Regions from separate parts of the Homo sapiens genome. Here region 1 is linked to region 2. Evidence: chromatin loops called from intact Hi-C (ENCODE). Cell type or tissue: heart right ventricle. All regions are shown on one strand. Each heading gives the region's core, and the rest is flanking DNA. Links, peaks and the distances in the headings are about the cores only. Region 1 has its middle 30 kb from the start of LINC03004. Region 2 has its middle 72 kb from the start of IFNGR1.

Region 1 (9,661 bases), core at 561-8,560, 340 kb after region 2:
AAACAATGTTAAAATAGGAAGATAGAAATAGGACTTTCTCTTTCTCATTTCTAAAGTGTGTATAGAGTTCTCTTATTCTCTCTATAGCATTCAGATACCCACTGGGAAGAAAACAAAAACAAAACCAGAAACCATCATAGATATTTCACAATGAGAAAGTTTGTTACAGGGAATTGGTTTCACCAATAATGGGAAAGCTGAGAAGCCAAATAAGGAGCAGCGAGAAACAACCCAGTGCTTAGCAATACAATAGCAGCAAGCTGCTACCACCTTAGGGCTGGAAGGAAGCTGGAGTTGCAGGGTCTGATGAGCCAGAGCTGTACAGCAGGAGTTACCATAGTCAGTACTTCTGGCAGCAACTGGAGCCAGAAGTTTAATTTCCTTATATGGTAAAGCAGAGGTTGTATTGTGCGATTACCTTGACTAAGAACTATCCTCTGACAGAGTTTCCAGGTTACCTCTCTCTCTTTCTGGATGTTCTTGATAGAGACAGAATCCAGTTATATTTTCTCCACTTTGCTAGATGATGTTATGGCCATCTATCTTTTACAAATAAATGCTAGTTAATTATTTAAGCTTTAGCAGTAAGCCTGTTCTCAGATCTAATTAAACATAAGTGAAAAATAAAAGACACACAGGCATGTACTCTACAGTTTAAAGCATGAAACTTTCCCTTTTTCTGTTAGGGAAAAAGTCAATTCTCCTTGAAGTGTATGGTGGTCTACTGCAAGTTCACTTTCAGCTCTGCTCCCACTCCTCCCCTAGTCTGCTCTGAATCAGAGGGGACTCTGAAAATAAAACATAAGTATTGTTTCCTCACCCAGATACAGTGCAGGTCTTAATACCATTTCTGAAATGTGCTAACTTTGGCCCTTGCCTAGATTACTCTTAAACTCTGTAATAGAAACCAACTGGGCTGGTTTCATGGAAGACAAATTTCCATGGATGGAGGGTGGCGGGGGATGGTTTCAGGATGAAACTGTTCCACCTCAGATCATCAGGCACTAGATTCTTATAAAGAGTTGGCAACCTAGATCCCTCACATGCAGTTCACTGTAGGGCTCATGCTCCTGTGAGAATCTGATGCCCCTGCTGATCTGACAGAGCAACACAGACCAACACAGCCTAGGCCAGGGATGCCTTAGGAAGTACTTGGTTTCTTCCTGTGTCTTTCTATCTTTTTCCACTAATTCACCGGCCAAGTGAGAAAGAGTCAAGGGAGACTGGGAATTTAGTCCTCCCTGATTCATATCTGCTCCATGGCAGAGCTCTTCCCGCTCCTTCTCCCAGCAGGACACCTGCTCTATTATGTCTTTGGCTTTCCTTTTCGTAGATCAAGTCCTGAGAATTGGATGAAACAAGCTGACCAAACACGTAACCATTCATTGGAAAGTATATTAGTCCATTTTCATACTGCTGATAAAGACATACCCGAGACAGGATAATTTATAAAGAGAAGAGGTAATGGATTCACAGTTCCGTATGGCTGGGGAGGCCTCACAATCATGGTGGAAGGTGAAAGGCATGTCTTACATTGCAGCAGCCAAGAAAGAATGAGAGCCAAGTGAAAGGAGTTTCCCCTTATCAAACCATCAGATCTTGTGAGACTTATTCACTACCATGAGAACAGTATGGGGGAACTGACCCCACAATTCAATTATCTCCCACTGGGTCCCTCCCACAACACATGGGAATTATGGGAGCCACAATTCAAGATGAGATTTGGGTGGGACACAGCCAAACCATATCAGAAAGTAAGTGGCAAGCTATAACATTTCCTCATTTTTGTTATTGCCAAAGACTTATGCCAGCCACAAAATTCTTTCTGACAGTACGACTGATCTAGAGCTCAAAATTGAGTCCAGATCAGCTGCCAAGAGATGTGGAAGAGATGAAAATGAAATAGAAGTATTGTTTCCTTACCTAGATAAGTGCAGGTCTTAAGCACATTCCTGAAATGAGCTATCTTTGGCCCTTGTCTAGATTACTCTTTTTTTGTTTGTTTGTTATTTGAGACGGAGTCTCGCTCTGTCGCCAGGCTAGAGTGGAATGGTGCAATCTCAACTCCTGCAACCTCTGCCTCCTGGGTTCAAGTGATTCCCCTGCCTCAGCCTCCCAAGAAGCTGGAATTACAGGCAAGTACCACCACACCTGGCTAATTTTTGTATTTTTAGTAAAGACTAGTTTTCACCATGTTGGTCAGGCAGGTGTCGAAATCCTGACCTCGTGATCTGCCTGCCTTGGTCTCCCAAAGTGCTGGGATTGCTGGCATGAGCCACCGCGCCCGGCCTAGATTACTCTTATCCTCTGTAATAGTCCATCATCAGATGCCCAGGGACTCCCTGGTACATTTGCTCTGGTCTCCCATCTCAGCAGCCCAAACCATGCTTAAAAACTACCTACCTTCTCTCCCTCCTTTTGAAAAAAAAAAAAAAAAAAACAATGACAACCAAGCCAAAAAGTATACATAATACCCTTTTCTTCATTGTGGTTTATAATAGTAATTAATGATTATTTATTTATTTTTATTTGTACAAATGTATAGAGTGCATGAGAAATTGTGTTATGTGTATATATTGTGTAGTGATGAAGTCAGGGCATTCAGAGAGTCCACCACTTGAGTACAATACTTTCTTGTTAAGTATAGTCACCCTGCTCTGACCAAACATTGAATTGATTCCATCTTACTGTATGTTTGTATCTTTTAACCTATCTCTCTTTATATTCCCCTCTCCCCGCTACTCATCTTTCCCAGTCTCTGTTATCCATTATTCCACTCTCTACTTCCAGGTGATCAAATTTTTAGCTCCCACATATAACTGAGAACACGTGATATTTTTCTTTCTGTGCCTGGTTTATTTCACTTAAGATAATGACCTCCAGTTCCATCCGTGTTGCTGCAAGTGATACAATTTTATTCTTTTTATGGCTGAATGGTATTCCATTGTGTATATACATATACCACATTTACTTTATCCATTTATCCATTGACGAACACTTAGGTTGATTCTATACCTTTACTATAGTGCATAGTGCTGCCATAAACATGCAAGTGCAGGCATCCCTTTGATTTTTTTTTTTTTTTTTGAGACAGTCTCACTTTGTCACCCAGGCTGGAATGCAGTGACTCGATCACTGCAACCTCTGCCTCCGGGGTTCAAGCAATTCTCATATCTCAGCCACCCACGTAGCCGGAATTACAGGTGCGTGCCACCACGCCTGACTAATTTTTTTGTATTTTTAGTACAGACGGGGTTTCACCATGTTGGCCAGGCTGGTCTCAAACTCCAGGCTTCAAATGTCCTGCTTACCTCGGCCTCTCAAAGTGCTGGGATTACAGGTGTGAGCCACTGCACCCGGCCAATATATTATTTTTTATTGAGTGCTTACTATGACCAATTTCTGTTCTAAATACTTTTGAATAAATTCATCCAATCCAGACAGTAATTCCAGGTGATAAATTCTACCATAATATCCATTTTACAGATGGGAAAACTGAGTTAGAGAGGTTAGATGGTTTGCCCAGGGTTACATAGCCACTAAATGATAGAGAAGATTTTAAGAGCCCAACTCTAGTTAATGATCTTAGATACTACACTAGATTCCACGCGGCTTAGGCAAGAGCTAACAGTTAAAGCAACCAGATTTAACCAATTCACACTTACGTGTGAGTGATTGATAGTCATTAACCTTCCCTGAGAAATTTGCGCTTGTAGTTTTTAAATTATTTCTTTTTTCTTTTGACAATTTTGTTTTTTAAATGTTTAACATTTTAAAATTATTCTTTTTGTAGAAATTTAGCACTTTAAAATGATGTCTGTGAACCAGAGGAATCTCAATCAAAGCATTTTTATGAAGCACCTACTATGTACTGGCCTTATGCTAGGTAATGGGCATCCAAAGATGAACCAATCACAAGCCTGATTGCTGCTTTGGTTATAGGCACAGGTCTTTGGTCATAATTGTGTTTGAATCCCAGTCCTGCCACTTATAAGCAACCTATTTTACATGGCCTTTTTCTTCCGCCTGCAAAATGGGATAAAACAATAACTTTTTTGGGTGGATTTGATTAAATAATGTCTGTAACGTATTTAGCCAGCAAGCCAGCACACAGTAAATACTCAATATATGGTAGCTATTATTTTGAACTTTCTTCCTGCAGACATGCAAACAAAAATTACAAAGTAAGATAATGACCTCCTCTATAAATGCTGTAGTGGGAGTGTCCAGTGAAAAGTGGTGGTATGCTAGGGTGCTCTTCAAACTGTGCCTTACAGAGTTTTGAGGCACAGGCAGTCACAGGCATGCCTCTAGGGCCCAGGGTGGGCTCGGGGTGTGGAGAGGGGAAATGACACCCCACCGTTCCTGCCACCTCTGCTTTCCTTTCAACAAAAATAGAGCCAGTTTTGTCCCGTGTGTTTGTTAATATTGGTCTTTCCTGTCATGTCTCATTCAAGAATGGATTCTGCCTAAAATCCCCCTTGAGACTGAGAATCCTAAACTCAACTTTCTAATCATTTCTCTGGAGGTCCTTGCGTAAGTAAGTCTCTTACCTTCCTTCACTTCACTTTCCTCTTATGAAATGAGGTAATATATTTCTTCTGACTGATTATTATTGTTCCTTCCAGGTATAAAATTCTGCAAGTTTTGGGGCATGTCGGGAAAAAAGATATGTGGATATGCTACCCCAAGTTAACGTTGTCCCCTAGAGACACCTCCCCGAGTCAAACACATTTGCTGGTGTGTTGATTTGTTTCTTTATTTGTGCCATCTTTCTCCACATCTGAACTTAGAGACTCTCAGAAGATTCCTGGCTTTCCACAATAGCTTTCGAGGCAGTGGGGCAGCCCAGTAGGGTTCTGGGATGTAGGTTCTGGCAGGCATTCTACACATTGGTCAACTCCAATGCAAGTAATTTTAGCTGGAAAGTAGCTTTCTCCAATCAGAATTACCTCACTAAGGTCCTCTGCAGACCAGCTGCTGAGTTCATTACAACCCCTGAGTTCAAGGTAAGGGGACACTAGAAGTTACCATTGACCCTTGACAACTTCCCTTGCAGTGGAAAATTCATGTATGACTTTTGACTTCCCCCAGAACTTAACTACTAATAGCCTACTATTGTCCAGATGTCCTACCTATAACAGTCAATTGACACATATTTTGTGTTTTATGACTTATATACTGTATTCTTACAATAAAGTAAGCTAGAGAAAAAAAATATTGTTAAGAAAATCATAAGGAAGAGAAAATATATTTACTATGTATTAAGTGCCATGTCGATCATCATAAAGGTCTTCATACTCATCATTTTCATGTTGAGTGGACTGAGGAGGAGGAGAAAGAGGAGGGGTTGTTCTGGTTGCCTCAAAGGTGGCAGAGGTGGAAGAAAATCTGAGTATAAGTGCACCCATGCAGTTTAAATCTGTGTTATTTGAAGGTCAACTGTATTTTTTAAAATTGTGGTAAAAACACATAACATAAAATTTATCATCCTAACCATTTTAAATGTACAATTTAGTAGTGTAAAGTATATTCACATTGTTATACAACAGGTCTCCAGAACCTTTCCATCTTGCAAAACTGAAACTACACTCATTGAACACCAACTGTCCATTTCCCCCTCCCCCAGCCTCTGGCAACCACCATTCTCCTTTCCTAATGTTCATCCATGTTGCAGCATATAACAGAATTTCCTTCTTTTTTAAGGCTGAATAATGTGCTATTGTGTGTATATACCATATTTTTTTTTATCCATTCATCTGTTGATGGACATTTGGGTTGTTTCCACATCTTGACTATTGTGAATAGTGCTGCAATGAACACGGGTGTGCAAATATCTCTTTGAGATCCAGCTTTGCATTCTTTTGAATATATACCTGGGATTGCTGGATCACATGGTAATTCTATTGCATCTATTTTCAGTGCTCTTCTGCCACAGGCTGCCAAGAAAACTTAGGAAAAACTCACAGGTCACATTTGAGAGCTTTCATGCTGCTTAGAGCTTCCTGGTTTGATTCCATCCGAGTCTATGAGGAAATGGCTGCTCTGGGAAGAAGCAGGAGTTAATTCAAGTCTGGAGAATGCCTGCTTTTTTGAAATCCCCAGCATGCTACATGTGATATGGGCTTATAAGAACCACATGCTTTCTCATGCTCCTTTGGCTCAACCTCAGAGGCATTCTAGAGTTGGCCCTTGCAGCTAGAAACCACAAGAATGTCAATGATGCAATTTAAAATATGCCAGTTCCCACTCCACTGGTCTGTAAACTAAATAAATTGCACAAAAACCCCTACAGTCTCACCTCCTTTATCAGAGGAAATTATTGAGAAGGTTTCAGTGATTTAGAAAATATTCAAGCATAGCTTCTTAAACATCAAGTAGCAGCATTATATGGAGTTGGTTTTGTTTAATAGTTTATTCACAACACTCAGTAATTGAACCACTAGGTACCATGGTGACAGAAATGAAGGTAGATGGATGGGAGTTATAGAAAGACAATGGGTCCCCTGTCTTTAATGTTAATTAGTTGGCCCCTGCCATATATTCCATCTGTTCACATACTGTGACCTCAACATACATGCTGCATGAAGAAAAAAAACTCAAAATATATATTAAACAATTATTAAGTTGGAAGTTTTAGAAATTGACCTAGGAGGTTGATATTTATAAAATATTTTTCCTGCCTTTTGAAAATTAAATGAAGATATAAAATTTACCATTAAAGAGAGGATATTTCAATTTCTTTGCTGTTAACTAACTATCATTTGCACTTTACAGGAGAATCAATTATGGACAATTACCAGTCAGTTGTTGGCCAATCAGATATTTTGATCCATGATTTGCTCCAGGCACCATTGTGGATTTAGATGTGAAGACAGTCCTGGGATTTCAATTTCTTCAGATGCTAGTGGTGTTTCTTGTAATTGTCAAAGCAGTGAACCAATCAAAGCACCTGAATTGAGTTAGGTTACTGTATAGGGTATGGGTTTTAAAATTGACCTTTTACCTCTATAAAGTCAAGGTCTTGCAATTAAGGAGACTTTTAAATATAGTTCCAGTTTGGGTAAGTATCTAAGCCCAAAGGAAGAGAGGAGTTAGAAGTTTGTAAGTATCAGCTTCAAAAATTTTTATACCGAAAAACTGGCCAAGAGGGGAAATGAGAAACACAAACATTTATCTCAAGAAAACAAGATAAACAACAGCAAAACACAAAAAATTTTGGAAAGGAAGACAGTTCACAATGAAAATTTTCTCTATTTCTATTTGCAAACCCTAAATAACTATTTTATGCTGATTGTGGAAGAGTTCAGTGAAAATTTGTGACTTCCTTTCATGGAGAAGACAGACTTGAGTGCCTATTGCCCCTCCAATGGGAAAGCAGTGTAAAGCTTGCTGCTTTCCTTGCACTGGAGGTTAGGCCTAATTGAACAAATGTATAACTGAATTGCATGTGTGTGGTGGCAGAGAGAGAAAGAGAGAGTGAGAGCCAGAGAGAGAGATGGAGAGAGAGAGAGAAATCCTTCAACGACTGGAGAGCTGAGAGAATGCCCGAGCCAGAGTCGCAGATCCCCTCAAAACAGAAGATATAAGAATAGTACCATTACTACCTGGGGCCATTGTTTTGAAAAAATAATGTCTGTATATCAGAGGAGCATATAAGTTAGTACACAGGCTCTGCAACAAGACTGCTTGAGTGTAGATCCTGACTCTACCACCGTGGGCTCTGAGACAAGCAACTCATCATCCAGGGCCTCAGTTTCATCTAAAATAGGCAGAATAACATTCCTGTACTCCTTCAGGTTGTTGGGAGGATTAAATGGATTTCTATCTGAAACCCTTCTAGAACAGCAGCAGGCACATGTATGCAGTTGGTGTGAGCTATGTGTGCTAGTGGCCAAGGGGGGACCTCTGCTGAGCAACCTACAGAGTAGATCTGAAACATACATAAAATTTGCCATGAGGTTTTAAGAGCACTAGCTCATGGGCTTCTTGTTTAAAACTTCAATAAGGCTGTTACCTCATTGTGCCACTCTAGCCTGAAGGAGTTGGGTCTTTTCTTGCCAGGGTCTTATAAAGACCAGAAGATAAAAGACAAAAATGGAATTTGACTGCAAATTTTCATTACTAAAAGACTCCCATTTTTGCTTATATTAAGAAACAAGGTTTTCAAAGGTTTCCTCTAACCACACTATCTTGGGTTAGTCAGAATGAACACGTATTTATGGGATCACGGTCTACAGGATTTGCCTGCAATGTTAAATAAAACCACAATTTGTGTTTCTAAAGTCATCATCTGGTTAGAAAATGACCACTGTCCTAAATGTAGAAATGAAAGAGAAAGTATAACACGGGAAAGGAACATTTTAGGGGGACACACCTTAGAGGTATACAGTGGCTCATTATTTCCTAGAAGTCTCAGGCAAGGGTTCTGAACCTAGGCCTACTGAGTTTCAAGGCTGAGAAATTCCTCTGAAAATGAAGGTGACATGATAGACTGCATGTTTTTCTGCAGATAGGTTCTCAGGCTTGGTTAAATCATTATAAGTATCTGTCACTGAAATTACCAAGATCCATTGGACTAATAACATATTCAAAAACTATGGGAGAGGAACAAATGTAGTTTCTTTTTATACATTTTTTCATATTATATGTAACCTTGGATACCTCCAACATTCTATTTCAATTCCCAGACGATTTTCCAGCTAAAATACATTAGCGCCACCAAAGCGTGGGCAAAATTTTTATCTTCTCATGTTTTCCCGACAGCATTTATCTGAGTCCCAAACCAAATAATTCTGCCTATATATCATGTGAATAACACAAGGAAGTTTATTTTTAGGGGAAAAATGTCTTATCATTCATAATAATCTAATATTTCTGAAATGAATATTGATACCGAATACAATACCAGAAGGTTAGAACAGAACATACATATTTCACTGGAAGAAACTGATTTCCACCTAGTGTCTGTGAAACAGCAGAAGCGAAATTAATGTCTTCTTGCATTGGTGCTGCTGTGCATGGCAATCTCGCCAATGCCGCCAACTCCTAATAAAGGGCTCTCTTGGAACAAAGCTGCCTCTTGTCTGCTTGCTCACAGTATCTATGACACTAATATTCTAATTAGCTATCGCCATTCTCATTATCTTTGTCAGAGAGCTACGTGCTCGTGGATGCAGCCACCTAGCCACGAGATCAGATCTGCATAGTCACACACAAAACACATACACATATGCATGCACATAAAACCTAGACATATCTGCTCTGCAATATCCCATCTCCCCTTGGTTTACAGAATGCATTCCCAGTCTTTTGGGGACTTGTTGGAGGATAAACAGTAAGCCCATGAACGTGTAGTCCAAATTCATTAACGCGGCATTCAAGGCTCTCCAGGTGCCACATCCCTCTTCTCTCTATTCCCTTTGTCCCTTCCCCACCGGAACGCCACTCCTTCTCCATTCTCTCCCTATCCCATGCCTTGTCCTCTGGGCATTGGAGATGGATTCTCACTATCACGCCAAACATACCCCACACCTCCACCTCTGTGTTTCCTCTACCTGAAATTCCCCTCATACTTGTCAAATCTCTATCCCACCTTCTGCCGCCATCAAAATCCCATAAGGTCCATCTCGATCACTCCTCAATTCTCCAACACCCTAAG
Region 2 (9,661 bases), core at 820-8,819:
GTATTATTAATACCACCTTAATTTCCTGTTAAGGAAAACATAGTTCCAAGAGGTCAGAAACTGTCACAAGGTATAGCTATTAAGGGACGGAGCCAGAATTTGATCTCAGACAGGCTATTCCCTGGGCCTGCACTCTCACCCCCTACTGTGTACTCTTTCACCCTCAAATATTCATGTGTTGCCTAATGCACAGGGTCATAATCAGTTCATAGTTTAATTCATTCACAAAGGCCTTAAATGCAGTAAATTGAAGGGAATATCTCAAATATTTTACTATGATAGGATTTTGTGATTTTATGCATTCAGGGTCATCTCCTCTTCTTATAGAGTTGGACTGGCTCAAAGGTGTCCATAGAAGGGCCAATATTTTGTGCAAGAATCTTTCGACCTACTTAAATATTGAAAACTACTATTCATCCAGTATGAAGTGCCAGAAGTATGAATTCACAATTTATTTTTTTAAATTAAGAGGAAATGTAGCCAATCAAAAACTTTAAGATAAAGTGTCAAAAGTTGGCATTTTGTAGAAAGATTGCTAAATGAATCATAAAATTGTCAATTTATCTGATTGAGTAGGGTTATTTTGTCATTCATTTAAATTTAGAAAATTATTGTATTAGTTAGGTTTCTCTCCATTGAATATAACAGAAACTTAACTTGCATCACTGTTAGCATAAATAGGAACTTGCTGGAAGGATACTGGGAGTGACTCATAGGACTGAGTGAAGAACTGAACAATTAGGCCTTGGAAAGATCAGGGTCTATGCGAACCACAGGCTAGAACACCTTGAGGACTCAGTGCTTCTCTGTGCATGGTGGTTTAACTTTTTCAGCTTTCTCTGCTGGTAGAAGACATGGCTACCAGCTTTTCTAGAATCATATACATATCAATCCCACTCAGGGAAAAAGAGAAAACTTTCCACTTGTAGCTTCAATGAGAAAATTCCATGGGAAGGGTTATGATGGGCCTCACTTAGGTCATCCACCTGACCCTGGACAAATCTCTGTGGTCATGTGAAGTAGACAGCATTATGGACTCAGCCTGGTCACGTGCCAATACCTGTTGTCAGGGGTCTAGAGTTTGAGATTAGATGTCCTACCACAACTACATGATCAGAATGGGCAGAAGAAAAGTAGGATGCTCTTCTGGGCAGATAAAACAACTTGTATTTGTTACAAATATTTATAAAACTCAGTTTTAATTTTAGGGCAATGTAAGAGGAAGCTACTGCTTTGTAACAAAAATCCCTAACATCTAGTTGAATACAACAGTAAGCAATTATTTATTACATATCTATGGGTCAGCTGGACAATTCTACTGATTTTAGTTGAACTTGCTCAAGCATTTGCAGGTTGCATAGGGGTTGACCAATCTGGGGTGGACTCAGCTGGGCAGCTCTGCATTATTCTCCCTGGACCAGCAGACTAGTCTTAATTTGTCTTCTCTCAGTGATGATTAAGGTACAAGAATATAAGCCCAATCATGGAGATATCTTTCAAGCATTTGATCTCATTATTTCAGTCCTCATGCCATTGGCCAAAGCAAACCACCTGTCCAGCTCCAAAACAAGTGATGGGCAAACACATCCCATCTAAGAAGGTAGGTGTGTGAATGTTTATGAACAATAACCTTACCTCCAAAATTAATTAATATCAAAATGTTCTTCCTGGAATTAAAAACAAGAGCACCTAGTTCTAACCAAAATTCCCGCAGGGTTTTTCATGAATTTTGATAAGTTGATCTCAAAAGTTTATATGAAAGAGTAAAGACTGAAAATATAGCCAAGATTGTTTTTCAGATAAAAGTAAAGTGGTGGGAATTATCAAGATTTTTCATAAAGCTATAATAATAAACCCATTTAATACTGATATAGGGAGCTACAAGATGGAAATGGCCAAGGAGCTGTTTTTTGAAAGACAAGAGGTTGTAATATTCAATTTCAAACTGAGTTTCTATGACATTTCTCCAAACCTTCAGGCAAGTCTTCTCCATCCCCACCCCAAACACATATACACACAATAGGAAAACTGAGAAAAATTCATGAGGACATGGATTCTATTCACTCTATCGTAGCATACAGAACAGGGTCTGGTGTACAGTAGATACTTGATAAAAATGTTCTGCATAACTAGATAAAAACTAGTATGAACAGGTTTGATGTATTTCCACAATGATAACCACACTGGTTGCGACTCCTATATATCTTTGAAGGTGTAGAGATGGTAGATTATTTACATTCCTTTTCAACATCTGGTAGCTCTGTCTTAAAATTTTTGCTTTTAAGTACTATGATAATTTGTGAGAGGTCTTAATACCCACCCAATTAACTTTTAGAGACTTGTGGGAATGAAACCAAGGAGTATGAAATTGAAACAGGCATTCAATTTCTAGATAAAAAGAGATGACAAGAAAAACATGTAAAAGAAGTACAGCATGAAATAAAAGAGGTAGGAGTATTTTCCTTAGAATATTAAGAAAATGCAATACTATTTTTTGCACAGTTGAAGAACACGATTGAAGAGAATTACCTATCAGAGTAGGTTAGTGTTAGAAGCAGATGTTGTCTAGGCATTTTGTTGAAAGAGACAGACTTTTAAAAAGGTTTTTATAAAATTTAAATTTTAATAATCAATATTTTATAATATAATACATTTACATTTTAGAAGTTACACTTAGTATATATTATATATAATTAGTATATGTAATATATATACTAAGTATAATAGTATAATATATCTTAGTATAATATATATGTGTTAAGTATTTATATACCCGTTATTCCCTTGGGTAATTTATCCTTCATCTTCATGAGCTTTTGGTCTTGCCAACTGTGTTTTGCTCTCTGTAGTCCATCTTTGTAATATAATCTTTGACGTGGGCAAGAGCTTACTGAAGTTATTGTTCCTTATCTGGAGGGTTTACAAAATTAATATTAACAGAATGACTAGGAAAAAGGGAGAGCTGCGTGTCCAAATGGAGTTCCAAGAAAGGAATTGAAAGTGCCTGTGTTAATCTGTCTTCCCCACGAAGACTGCTAATACCGGTGAGGGTGGTAACGGGGTGGCCTGGTTCCCCAGAGCCTGGATGAAGTGACTGAAGTCATGAAGACATTTCCACTGGATGGAAATATTTAACTGAATGGTGGAAAGAAAAAATATTTCCATTCATTCAGAAAACACCGAAGGCCTACTGTGTGCCAAACATTGCTCAGCAGTGAACTAAGCAGATGAAAATCCTATTCTCCTTGGGTCTTCATGCTTGCACGCTTGCTTCTCTTACCCAGTTAATACTAGAAACTATGGAGGAGAAAATAGAGTGAAGGGTAGGGAACCAGCCCGCCTGAAGCAGCCATCGCTGACCCACGGAGAAAGGGCTGTGAGACTGGGAGAGAGAGGGAAGGGCATCAGGCAGGGCAGGATCCCAGGACAGGCTGGAGGGTGGTCCTGAGCTGGCCATCTGGGAGGAGTGAACTTCCTGACTAAGCAAAAGTAACTACCTATGAGGCCGTGGGATGAGATGAGTTTCCCATCATTATCTCTGTCCTTCCATTCCCGAAAAAATAAATAAGAAGAGAAGGTCCTCCTCTCCCAGGAGCTTCCCAGGGTGGTTTTAGTGGAATGTACTTGAGAGTAAATATCAGAAGACTTGGGTTCTAGTGTAAATTCTATTGCTGACAGTTTACTGGTGGGTAAAATGAGTTCAGTTTACATAGTCTCTCAGTTGTCTCTCAACTCTTTATGACTGTGTAGCCCACCAGAAGCAGAAATAAAGATATTCCCTGTTTTGTGTGCATACATTTCCTAGACCCAAACTCATGTCTTTGCATAATGCTTATCAATAGAATAACTAAATAAAGCATTATTCTGTTTATAATAGAATGCCTCATAATCTTGTATATTGTTGAAATACCTCAATTAAAGTTTTATTATTATTACTGAAACTTCATGGCATGAAAAGTCAAACTAATTTTTTATTCTAAAACCACACCCACCAATTGCCAATTTGTCTTCAGTGTAACAACCACGTCTTCTTTGCCTATTGTAACTGTGTCTTAGTTTCTATCTGAAATGTTCACTTACCTGTGAAGTTCCTGATATCCCCAGTCCGAATGCACTTTTTCGTCTGTCTTCTCTCAGCACCTGTTTTATCCCTCTGCTGAATCACTTGGCATATTCTCGCTTGTACTAGGTGTGTGTCTGTGTATGTGTAAGGGGAACAAACATATCTCCCACAAACGATTTTGAGTTCTTTGAGGGTAGGACTTGTATCTGACTCGTCTTCATATCCAAACAATTAACACAGCACATTGCATAAAGTAAATGCCCAACACACATTTGTGGGAGTGCATTTACCTGCCCTCTGACACATGCCAGTTGTTCTGGCTCCTGCAACTCCTCAGCTGCCTCAATTCCTGGGAAACTCAGCTAATAGTGATTAAAACCCACAGATTGCAGAAAAAAGATGAGATAAAACACACAGATTGTCTGGGTCTTGGAAAGGAGCTATTACAGATGGAATTGACATTGGCAAAACACCAAATAACATAAAAATGTGGTAGAATTGATTAATTCTGCCCAGTAAATAAACAAAGTTAATTTATCTTCTCAGTTAGTCACATATCTATGACTCCTGGCCCAGGTAGAGGTGGAGGCTGGCAGGCTGCTCAGGTCATAGGATGGCACCATTTAATTGGAGAGGCCCGGGCAGGGCTTTCCTACATACGTCCAATACTACCTGAAAGTACCTACCATACAGAATAGACCCCATCTGTAAGAATTCTGGTCTCTCTGGTTTGGAAGAGGGGAAATGGTCTCTTTTTGTTTCTGCTTTTATTTATATATTTTTCGTTGGGTGTGGGAGGGATTGCAAGGGTAGGAAACCCATAGTATCACAGGGGTCAGCTGATCTTCTTTGGTTAGTAAATAAAGGGGGTCCCCAGTCAGAGGCTCCAGGTAGCCATGTCAGAATGTACTCTTGGTGTTGAATCTACCATTTATCTTTCTAGCACTGGATTCATTTCTTAGTTAATGGGTCTTTGGTATAACTTCCGGGCCAGATCAGTGTAATTGCAAACCACTTGAGTGGGATTTTTATTCCAGGGGATGTGGGCATTGGTACAAAGTGAAGAAGAGAGAAGTCTAAGATGAGTAAAAAATAGTTCTTATCTTCAAAGTTGGTTATAGTCCAGGAAAAGATGGGCATGTCCACACTAGTGTGGGAAGTGGTTTGTGTGGGCTGAGTGTGGAACTGAGCCAATTTCCAACTTCCACATTTACAGAGTTCTAAGCCTTTTCCTTTCAGCTGTTTGTTCAACCCACGGCTAACGAGCTCTGGAACAGCATGTGGAGCACACATTCATATGACAGGGTTTCTGCTTTTAAGGAGTTTGTAAGCATCTTGTGGAGAAAAAATTGACCCCATGAAACAAATAATATAAACATTTAAAGTGCTTTGTCATAAGACAGTAACATTAGGTATAAAATAATTTTATTTATAAAGAAAAAAATTGGTACTGGCTTGAGTAATTAAAGATGTCAAGAAGGAGTAGGATTTGAGGAGGACCTTGAAGAAAATGAGAGCTTACAGAGAGGGGAGTATCCCAGGAGGTGGCTGATCCACCAGCACCATAATCACATAAAGTCATTTCTGGGATCATGTGATAACTATGTTCTTAAGAAGCCTTGTGTATTCTCAAATGTTTTATAAAGTATTTATTAGGGGTTGGGTAGAAGGAGACTACAAAGTAGAGAGTTTCAGAAGCTCATTAAAAAAGTTATTTGTCGGGTTGGGAATGGTGGCTCACGCCTGTAATCCTAGTACTTTGGGAGGCCAATGGGGGCGGATCACAAGGTCAGGAGATTGAGACCATCCTGGCTAACATGGTGAAACCCTGTCTCTACTAAAAATACAAAAAATTAGCCCGGTGTGTTGGCATGTGCCTGTAATCCCAGCTACTCCGGAGGCTGAGGCAGGAGAATCACTTGAACCTGGGAAGCAGAAGTTGCAGTGAGCTGAGATCACACCACTGCACTCCAGCCTGGGTGACAGAGTGAGGCTCCGTCTCAAAAACAGACAAAAAACAAACAACAACAAAAAAAGTTATTTGTCAAGTCAGGAGCAGTGGCATGTGCCTGTAGTCCCAGCTACTCAGGAAGCTGAGGACTAGAAGTGTTTCAGATTGCTTTGAACTTTGGAATATTTTCATATACTTCAAATGGGATATCTTGAGATGGGACCCAAGTCTAAACACAAAATTCACTTATGTTTCATATACATCTGATATGGTTTGGCTGTGTCTCCACCCAAATCTCATCTTGAATTGTAACTCCCACAATTCCCACATGTCATGGGAAGAACCTGGTGGGAGGTGATTGAACTATGGGGGCAGGTCTTTCCTGTGCTGTTCTCATGATAGTGAGTCTCACAAGATCTGATGGTTTTAAAAATGGGAGTTTCCCTGCGCAAGCTCTCTCTTTGCCTGCTGCCATGCAGGTAATATGTGACTTGCTCCTCCTTGCCTTCCACCATGATTGTGAGGCCTCCCTTGCCATGTGGAACTGTAAGTCCAAGCCCAGCCTCAGGTATGTCTATATCAGCAGCATGAAAACAGACTAATACAACACCTTATACACATAGCCTAAAGGTGATGTTATATAATATTTGTAATAACTTAGAGCATGAAACCAAGCTTTTTTTTTTTTTCTCTTTTTAGACAGCATCTCACTCTGTTGCCCAGACTGTAGTGCAGTGGTGTGATCTCAGCTCACTGCTGCCTTGACCTCCTGGGCTAAAGCGATCTTCCCACCTCAGCCTCCTAAATAGCTGGGACTACAGGCATGTGCCACCACTCCCAGCCCACCATGCCTGGCTAACTTTTGTATTTTTTATAGAGACATGATTTCACCATGTTGCCCAGGCTGGTCTTGAACTTCTGAGCTCAAGTGATCAGCCTGCCTTGGCCTATCAAAGTGCTGGAATTATAGGTGTGTGTTGCCCCTCTTGGCCTAAACAAAGCTTTGATTGCATTTTGACTGCAACCTGTCATATGAGGCTAGGTTTGGAAAATTTCTACTTGTGGTATCATGTTGGTGCTCAAAAAGTTCCTGATTTTGGAGCCTTTCAGATTTCAGATTTTCAGATTAGGGATGGTCAACCTATTGGTAGCATAGCTTCCATGCCTTAACTAGTCCCTAGGCACCCAAACAAAGTAGCTGTGTGTTCCTGGGCAGCTACTTTGCAGGGCACTGTGCCAATACCTGGTCAAGCTCACATTCTAACCAACAGGCATAGAATGAAATTAATGCAATAATCAATGGCATTCTATTCAATACTAGTTATGAAAATTTAAGCTGTAGGGAAATGGCCACGTTTAAACCTTACCAGGCTTCTAAGTGTTTTCAAACACATCATCTTGTTGGATTTCCATTCAGTGCCTACCTGTGGTAGGGAGGCAGACTTCTACGATGGCCACAATTGATTCCTGTCTCCTGATATTCACATCTTATGTGATCCCCTCTTGTTGAGTGCAGGCTGGATCTAGAGACTTGCCTCTTACCAAAAACATATGGCAAAAATAATGAGATGTATGTAACCTCTGTGACTAGATTACAAAAGACTGTGACTTTTGTCTTCCCAGCAGTCTCTTTCTTCTTGGTGTTGATGAAGTTAATTGCCCTGTCGGACAGGCCCATGTGGCAAGGAACTGAGGGCAGCCTCTGACCAACAGTCAGAGAGAAGCTGAGGGGTCCTCAGTTCTATAACTGGAGAGGAACTGAAACCTCCCAATAGCCATGTAAGTGAAGGAGTGCAGGGAATTTCACCCCAAAATATGGCTCCCTGGTATAATGAGTATTTTGAATTAAAGTTCTTAAGAGATCAACAGATGCTGGGAATGACTTTTTCCTTATCCACATGAAGACTAGACAGACCCACCAAGAAGAACAATTAGTTTTTCTTCCTCTCCCTGTTATCACACTAGCTATTGCAGAGAAAAAGACCAAGAAGTAACCAGACCTGATTATACCCCTTCACGAAATATCTATCCCTCAGGCTCATTCCATTTCCAAAGAGAATCATTTATAAGTTAATCTCTGTTCCCCTATCCATTCATCCTCCCAAGTATTCTTTCATTCTCCCTTATAATCATTTATTGCCCCTTAACAGAATTACCTATATTCCCATCACTCTCCTCCCCTCTAAAATAAGGCTATATAAATATTTGAACCCCATTGGGATGTTGAGTAATCATTCTTGATTCTCCCTCATGGTATGTGAATAAATTTGTGTGCCATTTCTCCTATTAATCTGCCTTTGTCAATTGATTTTTTTCAGCAACCTTCTGACAGCTGTAAACCAAAAATAAAATTCTAAGCCCCGCAACTGACTGATGGACCCCTCTCCTGGCCAAGGTCATTCCAAAGTGAACCTGAAAAACTAGTTCAGGCCATGAACTAGTTTCGGTCTTGCTCTAGTATAGAATCACACGACATTTAGCAAACCCATAAGGAAATCAAGTATTTTAGCCCAAAAGATATTTCTTTGACATGTTTTGAAATGGCCCTAAAAAGCTGTCTCTTACGGGGAACATCTCCATTCTGTAGAGAATCCCCTTTCTTTTCTGGATCTTTTCCCTGATCCAGGAGACCATTAACGAAGTGTCTGGCACCCTTTTAGATCTGATATGAGCTATGAAGCCTGCTACCTGTAGGCTTGATCTGCATAATAAAAACCTTGGTCTTTAGATAATAACCTAACTTTTTCAACCAATTGCCAATCAGAAAGTCTGTGAATCCACCTATGACCTGGAAGCCCCTGCTTCAAGTTGTTCCACCTTTCTGGACTGAGCTAATGTACACCTTCCATGTATTGACTGATGTCTGCCTATAACTGCTGTCCCCTAAAATGTATAAAACCAAGCTGTAACCCAACTACCTTGGGCACATGTTCTCAGGACCTCCTGGGGCTGTGTCATGGGTCATGGTTATTACATTTAGCTCAGAATAAATCCCCTCAAATATTTTACAGAGTTTGACTCCTTTTGTTGACACAGCAAAGGGGAAGCTTTCCCTTCACCTCTACATACGTGAACTTGCAAGTGAATCTTTCCCCAGCTGACGCTTCAGATTGCCTTGATTGCTACCTGTGAGACAGCCTGAAGCAGAAGATCCAGACAAGTGCCCCGGAACCCAGTGGAAACTGTGATGTAATAAATATATGTTGTTTTAGACTCATTTGTTATGTAGAAATAGACTCTGTGATATGGCAGGGGTTAGTGATATCTCCACTTTAAGACCAGACAAATATGGCTCAGAGACAGTAAGTGACTAGTGTTGGGTAGTGTGGAGTGGCCAAGCTGAACATTTGTGATCTTCAGCCTGGTGATGTGTCACTGATCCCCTGCACCACTCCTCCTCCACACGAGTGTGGTACATATGGACTGTCAGGCCCTATCAATCTCTTGTTATTTGTCTCTTTCCTGTTTATCCACTAATGCTCAGCCCAAGCCAATGTGCACTAAATGTATCTTTCTCTGTTCCACCGTAGTAATCTATAATTTTGAGGAGTGCTGGAAAATCCTGGGAAGCTGTATAGGGATTAAGCTCAGCTCCCCTTTTTTGGGGGTAACTAAGCCCCGTGCATTTGTGCTAGTGGGGACCATGC

The links. Peaks named below come from ENCODE experiments on the same cell type or tissue, not always from the same donor. Only the 100,000 strongest peaks of a DNase experiment are listed, where the experiment ranks them.
Region 1: it touches region 2 in a loop (2.8-fold over the local background); 4 of 110 quality-filtered maps call a loop at or near these places.

Annotation. Positions count from the first base shown.
Region 1 is chr6:137,631,185-137,640,845 of GRCh38, forward strand. No RefSeq gene overlaps it. Among named protein-coding and RNA genes, the nearest start is that of LINC03004, 30 kb to the right of the region's middle. RefSeq lists an enhancer at 3,216-3,325 and a silencer at 6,140-6,199. In heart right ventricle, for the core only: no CTCF peak of the experiment used is centred there; no DNase peak of the experiment used is centred there.
Region 2 is chr6:137,286,414-137,296,074 of GRCh38, forward strand. No RefSeq gene overlaps it. Among named protein-coding and RNA genes, the nearest start is that of IFNGR1, 72 kb to the left of the region's middle. In heart right ventricle, for the core only: no CTCF peak of the experiment used is centred there; a DNase peak (open chromatin) is centred at 5,248.